Regions from separate parts of the Homo sapiens genome. Here region 2 is linked to region 1. Evidence: chromatin contacts called from ENCODE Hi-C or POLR2A ChIA-PET data. All regions are on one chromosome and are shown on one strand. Each heading gives the region's core, a stretch centred on a gene start or an enhancer-like site at or near the end of the contact. The rest is flanking DNA. Distances are from core to core; before and after follow the strand shown. Region 1 holds the start of WDR18 (WD repeat domain 18). Region 2 overlaps MED16 (mediator complex subunit 16).

Region 1 (7,265 bases), core at 3,579-6,078:
AGGGAAAATGGCATTTTCCATTCCAGCCAGAAATGAGTCTGCCAAACCCTGCGTCCCGGAGATGGAGTCCCACTCACTGCCTGGAGGAGCCCGCCGGCCCCAGGGAGAGGAGGGAAGAACCCTGGGAAAGCCCCCACCCCAAACTGGATCGTCAGGCCCTGCTTGTTCACCCGCAGCTGAGGGCCTCAGAGGCGGGGAGTCAGGGAGGGGGTGCACCTCTGAGTTCCCCAGCCTGGGAGGGAGGGACTCAGCCCCCAGCTCTCCCCAGCCAGGGAGGGACTCAGCCCCCCACCTCCTCCCCAGGCCCCCACCTCTCCCCAGCCAGGGAGGGACTCAGCCCCCCACCTCCTCCCCAGGCCCCCACCTCCCTCCCCAGCCAAGGAGGGACTCAGCCCCCCACCTCCTCCCCAGGCCCCCACCTCCCTCCCCAGCCAAGGAGGGACTCAGCCCCCCACCTCCTCCCCAGGCCCCCACCTCCCTCCCCAGCCAAGGAGGGACTCAGCCCCCCACCTCCTCCCCAGGCCCCCACCTCCCTCCCCAGCCAGGGATGGACTCAGCCCCTCACCTCCTCCCCAGCCCAGGAAGGGCCCAGCCACCCCCTAGCCTCTCAGAGCCCAGCCACCTCCCTGGGCCGCCTGCTAGGTGCTTGCTAGGAGGGCGGGAGGCTCCCGGAGGTGAAGCTCAAACCCTCCTCTGATAGCCGATTTTCGGAGCCAGCCAAGAGTCCAGACTGGAGAGGCGGCGGCTGAGACGCTTCCAAAAGCAGAGGGCTACCAGAGCCGGCTGCTGCTCTCCCCACTGGCATAGGTAATGATGGGGCTGCCGCGGGACGGCCGCAGCTGCTGGGTCTGTGGGGCCAGGACCGGGGCAGCCAAGCCGACTGGGGTCTGGCTGGGTTCATCAGTGCCTGCAAACTGGCGGTGCTCCATAAATGTGCAGGGGATGGAGAATGAGGGCCTTACACCCCGAGGGGAACGTTCCTGCCTCTGTGCCTCAGTTTCCCCTTCCTGGTTACCCCCCCTTCACAACCTCCAGCTGGCACCAACGAGATCCGGCCGCTGGGTGGTCTGGAGATGCCCCCAAAGTGTGGCTTCTGTCCCCTGCTCCAACACGATTAGTCTGTCCTCATTCCAGGAACCAGGCTGGGGGCGGGGTGACCTCTGACCTCACACTGCAGCCTGGCCTGGCCACGTCCCCAGGGAGGGGAGGAGGGGAGGAAGGCCTGGCTCGGGCTGGGCCGCAGCAGGAGGCCTGTGAGAAGGTGGAGACTGTAGTCCATCGACTTCCTGCTGCCCCTGCCCTCTCCTGCCTGTGGCAGCAGCCCACACCTGCCCGGTCTGCTGGGTGTCCTGGAACCCGGGAATTTAAAAACTTCCAGGCTGGGCCAGGCGGTGGCTCATGCCTGTAATCCCAGCACCCTGGGAGGTCGAGGAAGGAGGATGGTTTCAACCCAGGAGTTCAAGACCAGCCTGGGCAACACGGCGAGAGCCCCTATCTATGAAAAATTAAAACGCTAGTCAGGTGTGGTGGTGTGCACCTGTGGTCCCGGGAGGCTAAGGTGGGAGGATCGCTTGAGCCCTGGAGGTTGAGGCTGCAGTGAGCTATGACGGTACCACTGCACTCCAGCCTGGGCGACAGGGCCAGACTCTGTTAAGAAAAACTAAAAATGAACCAGGCGCAGTGGCTCACGCCTGTAATCCCAGCACTTTGGGAGGCTGAGGCGGGCAAATCACGAGGTCAGGAGTTTGAGACCAGCCTGGCCAACATGGTGAAACCCCGTCTCTACTAAAAATACAAAATAAATTAGCCGGGCATGGTGGCACATGCCTGTAGTCCCAGCTACTCCGGAGGGTGAGGCAGGAGAATCGCTGGAAACCAGAAGGCGGAGGTTGCAGTGAGCTGATTGTGCCATTGCACTCCAGCCTGGGCAACAAGAGCAAGACTCAATTTCAAAAGAAAAAAAGAAAAAGAAAAATGAAAAAAAAGGCCAGGTGCGGTGCCTCACGCCTGTAATCCCAGCACTTTGGGAGGCTGAGGCAGGTGGATCACCTGAGGTCAGGTGTTCGAGACCAGCCTGGCCAACATGGTGAAACCCCGTCTCTACTAAAACTACAAAAATTAGCCGGGCGTGGTGGTGAACACCTGCAATGCCAGCTATTCAGGAGGCTGAGGCAGGAAAACCACTTGAAGCCAGGAGGCGGAGGTCGAAGTGAGCTGAGATCACGCCACTGCACTCCAGCCTGGGCAACAGAGTGAGATCCACCTCTCCTGCTTGTCTACAAAAAACAAAAATAAATAAAGTAAAAATTAAAACAAGGCCAGGCACAGTGGCTCATGTCTGTAATCCCAACCCTTCGGGAGGCCAAGGTGGGAGCATCATTTGAGCCCGGGAGTTTAAGACCAGCTGGGCAATAAAGCAAGACCCTGTCGCTGCAAAAAAAGAAAAAAAAAAAGCACAAAATTAGTTGAGTGTGGTTCCTATGGTTCCAGCTACTCGGGAAGCTGAGGTGGGAGGATGGCTTGAGCCCAGGAATTGGAGACTACAGTGAGCCATGATTGCACGATTCTCCTGCCTCAGCCTCCCGAGTAGCTGGGATTACAGGCATGCACCACTGTGCCCAGCTAATTTTTGTATTTTTAGTAGAGACGGGTTTCACCTTGTTATCCAGGATGATCTTGATCTCGTGATCCACCCACCTCGGTCTCCCAAAGTGCTGGGATTACAGGCCGGAGCCACCACGCCCCGCCGATTTTTTTAAATAATGTTTTTTAAATAATGTTGGAGGCCGGCCTCAGTAGCTGACGCCTGTAATCCCAGCACTTTGAGAGGCCGAGACGGGCAGATCACCTGAGGTCAGGAGTTCGAGACCAGCCTGGCCAACGTGGTGAAACTCCGTCTCTACTAAAAATACAAAACTTAGCTGGGCGTGGCGGCTCACACCTGTAATCCCAGCTACTCGGGAGGCTGAGACAGGAGAATCGCTTGAACCCGGGAGGCAGAGGTAGCAGTGAGCCGAGATCGCACCATTGCACTCCAACCTGGGCCACAGAGCAAGACTGTCGCAAAATAAAGAAAGAAAATAAAAATGAGGTTGGAGGAAACTCTGGAGGCACAGCAGGTCCTTGGATTGGACTCCCTCCCTCCCTCCCAGGATAAAATGAAATCCAGGCCTCGTTCACACGGCCCTGCACGGCCCGGCCCCGCTCCGTGGTCCTGCCCCAGGGCCTTCGCACGGGCCTGCCCCGCACACGGTTCTCTGGGGGTCGCTGGCTCCCCGCTCAAACGGCCCCTCCTGCCGACCAGGCGGGTCCCCGGGGCCGCCCTCCCTCTGGCCTGGGCTCGGGGTCGGTGGCTCGCGCCTGCCACCTGGCGGCCAGCGGGGCTGCGGCGCCGCACGCTCTGGCACCAGCCTCCTGCCCCGGCCGTGCCCTCCGCCGGGAGCCGCGGACCAGGAGTCGCACCGCCTCCGGGGACCGCACCCCGCATGCAGCCTCCAGCCCCTGCCTCTTGCTGCTCGAGGGCACACGACCCAGGTCAGCTGCAACCCCCGGGCGGAAATCCCGACTTTTAAATGAATGCTCCCTTTTTATCCCTTTTTAAGGGGTTGGCAACTAATTGCACATTTTAAATCATACTGTTTTTAGGCCGGACGTTGTGGCTGAAGCCTGTAATCCCAGCGGTTTAAGAGGCCAAGGCCTAAGCCCAGGTGTTGGAGACCAGCCTGAGCAACACAGTGAGACCCCCCATCTCTACTAGATATATATTTAGTATAAATAAATAATAGATATATGTTTTTCTTTGAGACAGAGTCTCATTCGCCCAGGCTGGAGTGCCTGGGATCTCGGCTCACTGAGACCTCCGCCTCCCGGGTTCAAGCGATTCTCCTGCCTCAGCCTCCCACCACGCCCGGCTTTTTGTACTTTTTGTAAAGACGGGGTTTCGCCATGTTGGCCAGGGTAGTCTCGAACTCCTGATCTCAGGTAATCCACCCACCTCGGCCTCCCAAAGTGCTGGGATTACAGGCCTGAGCCAAAGCGCCCGGCCTTTTTTTTTTTTTGAATGCCGTTTTCAGACATGGTCCGTGACGGGCAGCCGTGACATGAAGTTAGACCCTGCTTGGCTCGGACAGAACTGGCGACTTGTTTGACCTACACCAAGCTATCCGACTAATAATTTAGATGTTGAGGCCCCTAAAGAGGGGTCAAGGGGGAGGCAGATGTCGACCAATAAGGAAACACTGGGCCGGGCGCGGTGGCTCACGCCTGTAATCCCAGCACTTTGGCAGGCCGAGCTGGGAGGATCACTTGAGCTCAGGAGTTCGAGGCCAGCCTGGGCAGGACAGTGAGACCCTGGCTCTACAAAACTAAATAAATAAGGAAGCAGTGAATTCCAATGTATTCATCGCCAACTAGCCATGTTGCTGGGTGTGCGCTCTCTCTTTTAGGCGCAATGTGTCATTTAGGCCTGTGACGTCGGAACTTTATTATTTGAACATTTAAAAATAAATGAATCCAAGAGCTTGAGTCACTTGGCCAAAAATGCCCAGGAGGAAAAGGCCAAGTCAGGTACCCCGGCTCTAGAGCTACTAACTGATCGCCGGAGACCCTGGGCCTTGGAAGAAGTCGCCTCCCCAGATCTCTAAGCAGGCCGCGCGACCCTCGAGTCTCAGGTAAGCGGGAAATCCCACTTCACAAGAAAGCCCCTCTCTCCGAGGCACGGGCGCATGCGCGGGTCGGCCACCCGCTGGGGCCGCGGGGCCGCCGCTCTGGCCCGCGTGGGGCAGTCGTCCGCGTCTCGCTCATGATGACGCACGTCCGGGGCGGTGGGGAAGGCAAGATGGCGGCGCCCATGGAGGTGGCCGTGTGTACGGACTCGGCGGCCCCGATGTGGAGCTGCATCGTGTGGGAACTTCACTCGGGCGCCAACCTGCTCACCTACCGCGGCGGCCAGGCGGGACCCCGCGGCCTGGCGCTGCTCAATGGCGAGTATCTGCTGGCGGCGCAGCTGGGCAAGAATTACATCAGCGCCTGGGAGCTCCAGCGGAAGGTGCGGCGGTGCGGTCTCGCTGCTGGGGTCATGGGGCGCCCGAGGCTGAAGTCGGGGGATGGGTTGGTGGGGGCCGCGTGCACCCTTAGTCGGAATTGGCGTGGGGAGGGGAGGTGGTCTCCGTTCGGGCGCTCTGCGCATGCGCGGGTCTGGGGGCTTTGGGGAGATACGTGCGACCTGTTAGGCCGCTCTGCGCACGCGCGGGGCTCAGGCCTGAGCTGCTATGGGGGCAGTGGGGGAAAATGGGAGACGCTCCGGGGGGTCCCTTGGGGCAATTGCGCATGCACGAGTTCTTGGAGCGCGAAATTTGATTAAAAGGGGCCTATGAGCTCTGTGGATGTTGTGGTTCTGGAGGAAAAGGGAGAAGGACCAAGGTCTGGGGGAGTCTCCCATGAAGGGGTGGCGCAGGAAACTCATGTTTATTCCTCCAATAAAGCAACAGATACTCACCGTCGCCCACAGTTTCCCCTCTACTCCCAAGCCCAAATGCAGCCAGTCCCTGAAGCTACTCGCTTCCCCCGTGTGCCCGCTGAGATCTCTTGGGACTGGCTCTGTGCTCCAGCATTGCCTGATGGAGTCTACACACAACTCATAAATTTCTCCCATTTTATTTTAGTTTTGAGACAGGGTCTCACTCTGTCGCTGAGGCTGGAGTGCAGTGGTGCGATCTCGGCTCACTGCAGCCTCTGCCTCTAGGGTTCAAGCGATTCTCGGGCCTCAGCCTCCTGAGTAGCTGCAACTACAGGCCCGCACCAACCACCACACCCGGCCCACATTTGTATTTTTTGTAGAGGCAGGGTTTCACCATGTTGGCCAGGCTGGTCTCGAACTCCTGACCTCAAGTGATCTGCCCACCTCAGCCTCCCAAAGTGCTGGGATTACAGCCGTGAGCCACCACGCCCGGCTGAGTTTTCCCATTTTAGAGAGGAGGAAGCTGAGGCTTGGGGTCTTAGGTTGGACATTATGGATAGAAGGATTGGGGCACAAGCCTACTGGGCTCTTGGGCCCCAGTGTCCTTCTGGATCCTCTTTGTTCTGTTCCTGTACTCCTCCCACCCAGGGCCCCTCTGACCCTCAGAGGAAGCACCAACCTCACATCTACCACCTCCAGCCTCGAAGCCTCTTGCAGGGGCGAACACTTCCTTGCTGGACCATGCATTTGCTCAAACCACCCTGCTCCCGACTCCTCTTCCTGGTTCTCTGACTTAGCCATTGCCCAGGCGTCCCCTCCCCTCGCCCTCCACTGCTGTAGTAGCTCCCGTGTCCTGCATGGGGCTCACGAGGCTGACTGTGCATCCTTAGGACCAGCTCCAGCAGAAGATCATGTGCCCCGGGCCTGTCACCTGTCTGACTGCATCACCCAATGGTCTCTACGTCCTGGCAGGAGTTGCAGAAAGCATCCACCTGTGGGAGGTAAGAGGAGCAAAGCGTGAGCGTTTCCCACAGGACATCTCAGCCCATCTGAGCTTTGCCTGCAGGGCACCAGGGAACAACCATGCGGCCTGGGGCCCTGGGATGGGTGACTGCTCAGGGGTTATAGCCTAAGCTTCACCCTGCTGCCTCCTTTCTCCAGGTCCCCTCGAGACTTGCGAATCCCAGACCAGCCCTAATCCTGCCTTGAGTGCTTGGATAGAGCCCGGTGCAGCCCAGTCCCCGGCACTCACACACCGCAGCATCTTCCAGGGCTAGCGGGCATCTCTTCCACGCAGGCGGCAGCGCCTGGCACTTGTGACTTGAAAGTTATAAAGGGCGGCCGGGCGCAGTGGCTCATGCCGGTAGTCAATGCAACCTCTGCCTCCCAGGTTCAAGCAATCCTCCTGTCTCAGTCTCCTGAGTAGCTGGGATTCCAGGCGCCCACCACCACACCTGGCTAATTTGTTTGTATTTAGTAGAGAAGGGCTTCACAATGTTGGTCAGGCTGGTCTCCAACTCCTGACCTCAGGTGATCCACCCGCCTCGGCCCCCCAGAGTAGTGGGATTACAGGCGTGAGCCACCGCGCCCGGCCAGTGCCTCCTTTTTCTTACCGCTGGACCAACCAGGTGACAGCAACTCCTAGACACACTCACAGCCCGGATCCTGCCATGCTCTCACTGCGAGACAGAGTGAACTGTTCAGGCTTTGCATTTAGGCCAGCTTCTCAGCTCTGCCCTGGTGAGGGGAAGCAGCCCTGGATGATGTGTGAGTGAGTGGGCACAGAGATGTGCCAGGGAGACTTCAT
Region 2 (5,242 bases), core at 1-2,500, 110 kb before region 1:
CATACACACAACCCGACAAGGAGAGACAGCAAACAGGTGCCTGGAAGTGGCTGCCATCCCAAAAGCACCCACACAGAGCATGGACCTGTGCTAGGAACTGGGGAAATAGCAGATATCAAGGCAGAGCCACTGCCACCTGCAGGGGCTTATGTTCTGGCGGGGGGCTCAGGCAGGACTTGTGTTTTGGTAGGGAGAGGGGAGCGGGGAGAGGGGAGAGGGGAGAGCGGGGAGAAGGGAGAGCGGGGAGAGGGGAGAGCGGGGAGAGGGGAGAGCGGGGAGAGGGGAGAGCGGGGAGCGGGGAGCGGGGAGAGGGGAGAGCGGGGAGCGGGGAGAGGGGAGGGGCGGGCGGGGGTGCCTCACAGCAGATCCAGAGCTTGGTGAGCAGGCGGAAGAGCAGGGACATGCTGTCCTGGGTATCCGAGGTGGCCGTATACACGGGCAGGCAGCTGGGCTTCAGAAGGCCCCAGATGCGGATGACCACCATCAATTCCCGAAGCATGCCCAGCGAGGTGCCGTCCCGCAGAAAGCTGTGGCCCGGCCTCAGCAGGGAACCCTGCCCGAAAGAGGCATCGGTGTGGCTGGGGCGGCGGGGGGCAGATGGCGATGGGATGAAGTGTCTTGGGGTCGGTGGAACCCCGACCGGGGGGCAATGGGCAGGGTCTGGGACATTTGTGGTGGTCAGGACTGGGGTGCTTCTGGCACCGAGTGGGTGGATGCCGGGGACGCTGCTCAGAGCCCTGCAGGGCCCAGGACAGCCCCATTTGCAGAGTCGTCCCATCCCTGAGAGTCCACAAGACTAAGACGAGGCTCTGGCTGAGGCCAATATCCCCACCTGCACGTGGAGGAGCAGCCGCCCCCTCCTACAGCTGCGGGCCCGGGCCCCTGGTGACTGTACTGGGAGCTGAGAGGACCAGGGAAGGGAGGCCCCAGGGGTGGCCCCTGGCAGCCTAAAGCCCCACAAAAAGAAGAGAGGGACTTCAAACCGTCCGTGATGGGCGCGGTGGAGAAGGGCGGGCCCCAGGGCAGGATGAAGCCGGGTGGGTGGGGCAGAAGAAATCACAGCTGGGGCAGGACAGAGTGTACCGGCGGGGGGGTGGGGGCGAGGTTGGAGCCCTGGTCAGGGGCGCACAAGCCGCAGAACTGAAGGTGGAGGTGTGGATGGAGACTTGATTTCAAGGCCGCCCACCCCAGGCGCAGGGAGCTGGGGAGGGTAAGGGGTGGGGGCAGCAGCAGCAGAAGCAAGGCGAACCGGCCTTCGTGTAGGGGTGGGGCTGAGAAGGAGCAGGGCCTGGGAGGCGGGGCTTTGAGAATGGGCAGGAAGGGTGTGGCCAAGGAAAGGCTTCTTACAGCAGAGGCTTCATGGAGAGGAGGGCTCCGAGGTGGGGGAGGGCTCCGAGGTGGGGCAGGGCTCCGAGGTGGGGGAGGGCTCCGAGGTGGGGGAGGGCTCCGAGGTGGGGCAGGGCTCCGAGGTGGGGCAGGGCTCCGAGGTGGGGCAGGGCTCCGAGGTGGGGGAGGGCTCCGAGGTGGGGGAGGGCTCCGAGGTGGGGCAGGGCTCCGAGATGGGGCAGGGCTCCGAGGTGGGGCAGGGCTAGGAAGTGGGGCAGGGCTAGGAAGTGGGGCAGGGCTAGGAAGTGGGGGTTTAAGAAGAGACAGACTCAGGAAGTGGGACTCCAAGTAGGGGTGGGACTCCAACCAGGGGCGGGGCTGAGGTGGGACTCCAAGCAGGGGCGGGACTCCAAGTAGGGGCGGGACTCCAAGTAGGGGCGGGACTCCAACTAGGGGCGGGGCTGAGGTGGTTTTGAGGGGCAGGGGCAGGGAAGCGGGGTCCTGATGAGATGGGGGCCCAGGTGGGGGGCGGGGCCTTAGGGGAGAGCATGGCGCACCTGGTTGGGTAGGCTGGCCAGCAGGTACAGCACGAAGTCGCCCACCCACTGCAAGAGCTGCTGCAGCGCCTGCAGTGTGTTCATGTCCAGCACAAATTCCTCCGTCTTGAGGTTGATCATGACCTTGTCAATGTCTACAAGGAGACGTGGGTCGGGTCAGCTCGGGCCTCTTGTACACACAGGGTGACCTAACTGCACCCCTCGGTCCTTCGACCTGCACTGAGTGCCCACCCAGTACCAGGACACAAGGGGACCCACACCGGGAACGAGAAGGGGGCGATGGCGTTGCCGGACGGAGAGGAACTGGGAGCCCACTGCCTGCCCCCCCCCGGGGGCCGCTGTGCTCAGCACCAACCAGCTTCTCTCGGCCTGCAGGCCTTGGCGTGGGCAGGTCCCCATGCCAGGGCCACCAGTGCTCAGGCCCGGCCTGCTGGTGCACATCTGCCCCCTGCTCCGAGGTGAACTCTGTGAACACAGGGGCATGTCCACAGCGTGCAGCTGCAGCCACCCCCGGCTGGCAGCTGGCGGCGGTTACACACCCAACAGATGCCTCTCGGATGGTGACTAGGGTGGTCCCACAGAACTAACCATGACTGTGCACACGGCTCCCAGCTACCAGGAGTGCCACGTGTCCACACTCAACCGGGTACTCCAGACAAACGATAACCCTAAATTTTTTTTTTGAGACAGAGTCTCACTCTGTCGCCCAGGCTGGAGTGCAGTGGGGTGATCTCAGCTCACTGCAAGCTCCGCCTCCCGGGTTCACGCCATTCTCCTGCCTCAGCCTCCCGAGTAGCTGGGACTACAGGCGCCCGCCACCACGCCCGGCTGATTTTTGTATTTTTAGTAGAGACGGGGTTTCACCGTGTTAGCCAGGATGATCTCGATCTCCTGACCTCGTGATCAGCCCGCGTTGGCCTCCCAAAGTGCTGGGATTACACACGAGTCGCCACGCCCAGCAACCCTAATTTTTAAAAGAAACAGCCTGCCAGGCACAGTGGCTCACGCCTGTAATCCCAGCGCTTTGGGAGGCAGAGGCGAGTAGGACACCACGTGCTGGGTGAGCCTGGGCAAGCTGCTTAGCCTTTCTGCCTCAGTCCCCTTACGGCAAAACGGAAGGAGGAGCAGACCTGCCTGCACAGGACCCGGGTGCCGGGTGTCGGCCTGGGAGCGTCTCAGCCCCCAGGAGTAGAGAGAGGTGAAAGGATCGCTTGAGCTCAGGTGGTCAAGACCAGCCTGGGCAACACAGTGAGACCCTGTTGCTACAAAAAATTAAAAACCGGGTGTGGTGGCACGTGTCTGTAATCCCAGCTACTCCAGAGGCTGAGGCGAGATTGCTTGAGCCCAGAAGGCAGAGGCTGCGCTGAGCTGGGACTGCGTCACCGTGCTGCAACCTGGATGACACAGTGAGACCGTCTCTAAAAGCCTGGGTGTGGTGTAATCCCAGCCTTTAGGCTATATCCCAGCACTTTAGGAGGCCGAGGCGGGCGGATCATTTGAGGTCAAGAGTTCGAGACCAGCCTGGCCAACATGGTGAAACCCCGTCTCTACTAAAAATACAAAAAATCAGCCGGGCGTGGTGGCACGTGCCTGTAATCCCAGCTACTTGGGAGGCTGAGGCAGGAGAATCACTTGAACCAGAGAGGCGGAGGCTGCAGTGAGCTGAGATCGCACCACTGCACTCCAGCCTGGGCAACAGAGTAAGACCCTATCTCAAAAGAGTAAAAAAAATAAATAAAAATAAAATAAATAGATGAAAGAAACCTCGAGGCCCCGGGCGTGGAAAAGGACCCACCGACGTCGGTGATCTTGGTGCAGATCTCGGTCAGCCGGTCGCCGGGGCTCTTGTCAGGCGTGTTGAGAAAGTGGGGGCGCAGCAGCGACTTCAGGGTGGAGCTGATGGCGATGAGGAAGAGCTTGGTGTGGTAGTCGCACACGCGGGTCACCGTGCAGGGCGACAGCTTGCAGAGCGAGGCCTTCATGGCCAGGATCCGGGTGGAGAGGACCTGAGGGCAGGAAGCCAGGTCACCCCAAGGGGCCGGAGCAGAGGCGCCCGCCAAGGCTCCAGCTGAGGAGAAGAGCAGTTCGACTCTGACACCAGGCGCTCGGTCAGCTGGGCAAGCTGCTTCGCCTCTGCACCTCAGCAACCTCATGGCAAAACAGGTGCGGAAGACCAGGCGCACAGGACCAGGTGCTGGGTTCTCAGCTGGGAGCGGCTCTGCCTCTGGTGGGGGCCCCTGGTGATGTCTGGAGATATTTTTAGTTGTCACCACTGGGGGTGCCCCTGCCAAGTAACGGGTGGAGGCTGGGGAGGCTGCTCAACAGGACACCCCCATCCCAGAGGCTGCTCCAGCCCCCGATGTCTGTGGTGCCTACGGGGAGACCCTGGTCTAGAGAGAATGAATGAATGAGCTGAAGCATTTTGGGAGGCTGAGGCTGGAGGATTCCTGGAGGCTGGGAGTTGGAGAGCCTGTGCAACGTAGGACACCCCATCTCTACAAAAAATAGAAACAACTAAAAACAAAAATGAAACGCTTGGCACACAGCGACGGCCCAAGGAGGGAGAGGGCGAGGTCTCGCCATCACTAGCGCTGTCACTGGCTACGGATCCCAGCCACGCTGGGGTTTAGCCTCGCAGCCCCCGCCTGGGTCTCACGCGTTTCTCGGCAGGCTGTGCCGTGAATGGGATTTTTTTTTTCCCATTTTATCTTCGTATTGGTTTCTGATGGCACAGAGGAAAACAAGTGAAGCTCAGAGGGCTGGTCCCACGTGCAGCTGCCGGCTGAGCTCGTTAGATCTGAGGTCCTTCGAGGACACTCTGGGATTGCAGGCACATAACCACACCACTGCAAGGGACCCTTCTGGCACGTGGGCCTCCGTATCCGCTCCCTCCTCTCCTTCCGACGGGCGGGTCTCTGTGTGTTCATCTTCTGACCGTGTTTGCTGAGGCCTCACACCACAGGGCCACCGGGTGTGCATCCTGGTACCCATCACATTCTGAGAGGATGGCTTAGAAAGATACCTCCAGACTGGGAACACTGGAGAGGGGAGCCGTCCAGGGGGGATCAGGCCTTACCTGTGGGGCTTAACGTGTTACAGAAGAAACTTCCCAGGTAAGGAAGGAAACTGCTTCTCTGAGGTGCAGCTTTCCTGGACGGGCCTCTGGGAGCACACCCCACACGCAGCCTCACCTGCCACAGGCTACCTGCCCCTCTTGCCCTCCGCCTGCCATAGAGCCCCCAACCTGCCGCAGGGAAACCCCTCCAGCTGCCACAACCCCCACATCTGCCGTGGGGACCTCTACAACTGCTGCAGAGACCTCCTCCACCCTCCAAGGGAACTCCCTCCCTGCTGCTGGC

The links. Hi-C counts contacts between places; a loop is a spot of excess contacts on that map. ChIA-PET counts read pairs that join two places held with the same protein, here RNA polymerase II (POLR2A). Pooled maps may share reads with other maps.
Region 2: a pooled map shows a loop between it and region 1 (2.5-fold over the local background). The contact joins the enhancer-like site here to the promoter of WDR18 in region 1. A Hi-C loop is called at or near these places in 39 of 168 maps with a recorded cell type or tissue (A673, B cell, CD14-positive monocyte and 29 more), 36 of 37 single-sample maps with no recorded cell type and 31 of 50 pooled maps. POLR2A ChIA-PET finds 5 or more read pairs at or near these places in 21 of 52 experiments (A673, B cell, BJ and 17 more).

The regions. Positions count from the first base shown.
Region 1 is chr19:979,517-986,781 of GRCh38, forward strand. WDR18 (WD repeat domain 18) reads left to right here and starts at 4,829. Exons shown (of 10, transcript NM_024100.4): 1 at 4,829-5,047; 2 at 6,349-6,459. The coding sequence starts at 4,838. RefSeq lists enhancers at 549-1,139, 1,090-1,234, 4,423-5,364, 4,789-4,938, 4,969-5,148, a cis regulatory region at 1,155-1,168 and silencers at 3,095-3,484, 4,649-4,738.
Region 2 is chr19:871,566-876,807 of GRCh38, forward strand. It overlaps MED16 (mediator complex subunit 16), which reads right to left. Exons shown (of 16, transcript NM_005481.3): 10 at 3,679-3,889; 11 at 1,884-2,017; 12 at 361-553. Among named protein-coding and RNA genes, the nearest start is that of CFD, 15 kb to the left of the region's middle. RefSeq lists an enhancer at 1-237. Within about 2 kb of position 1,251, at least 15 of the 41 ENCODE cell types and tissues checked have a DNase peak (open chromatin) inside an H3K27ac peak, as active enhancers do; they include CD4-positive, alpha-beta T cell, CD8-positive, alpha-beta T cell, OCI-LY7 and 5 more, where a contact is called at or near this core.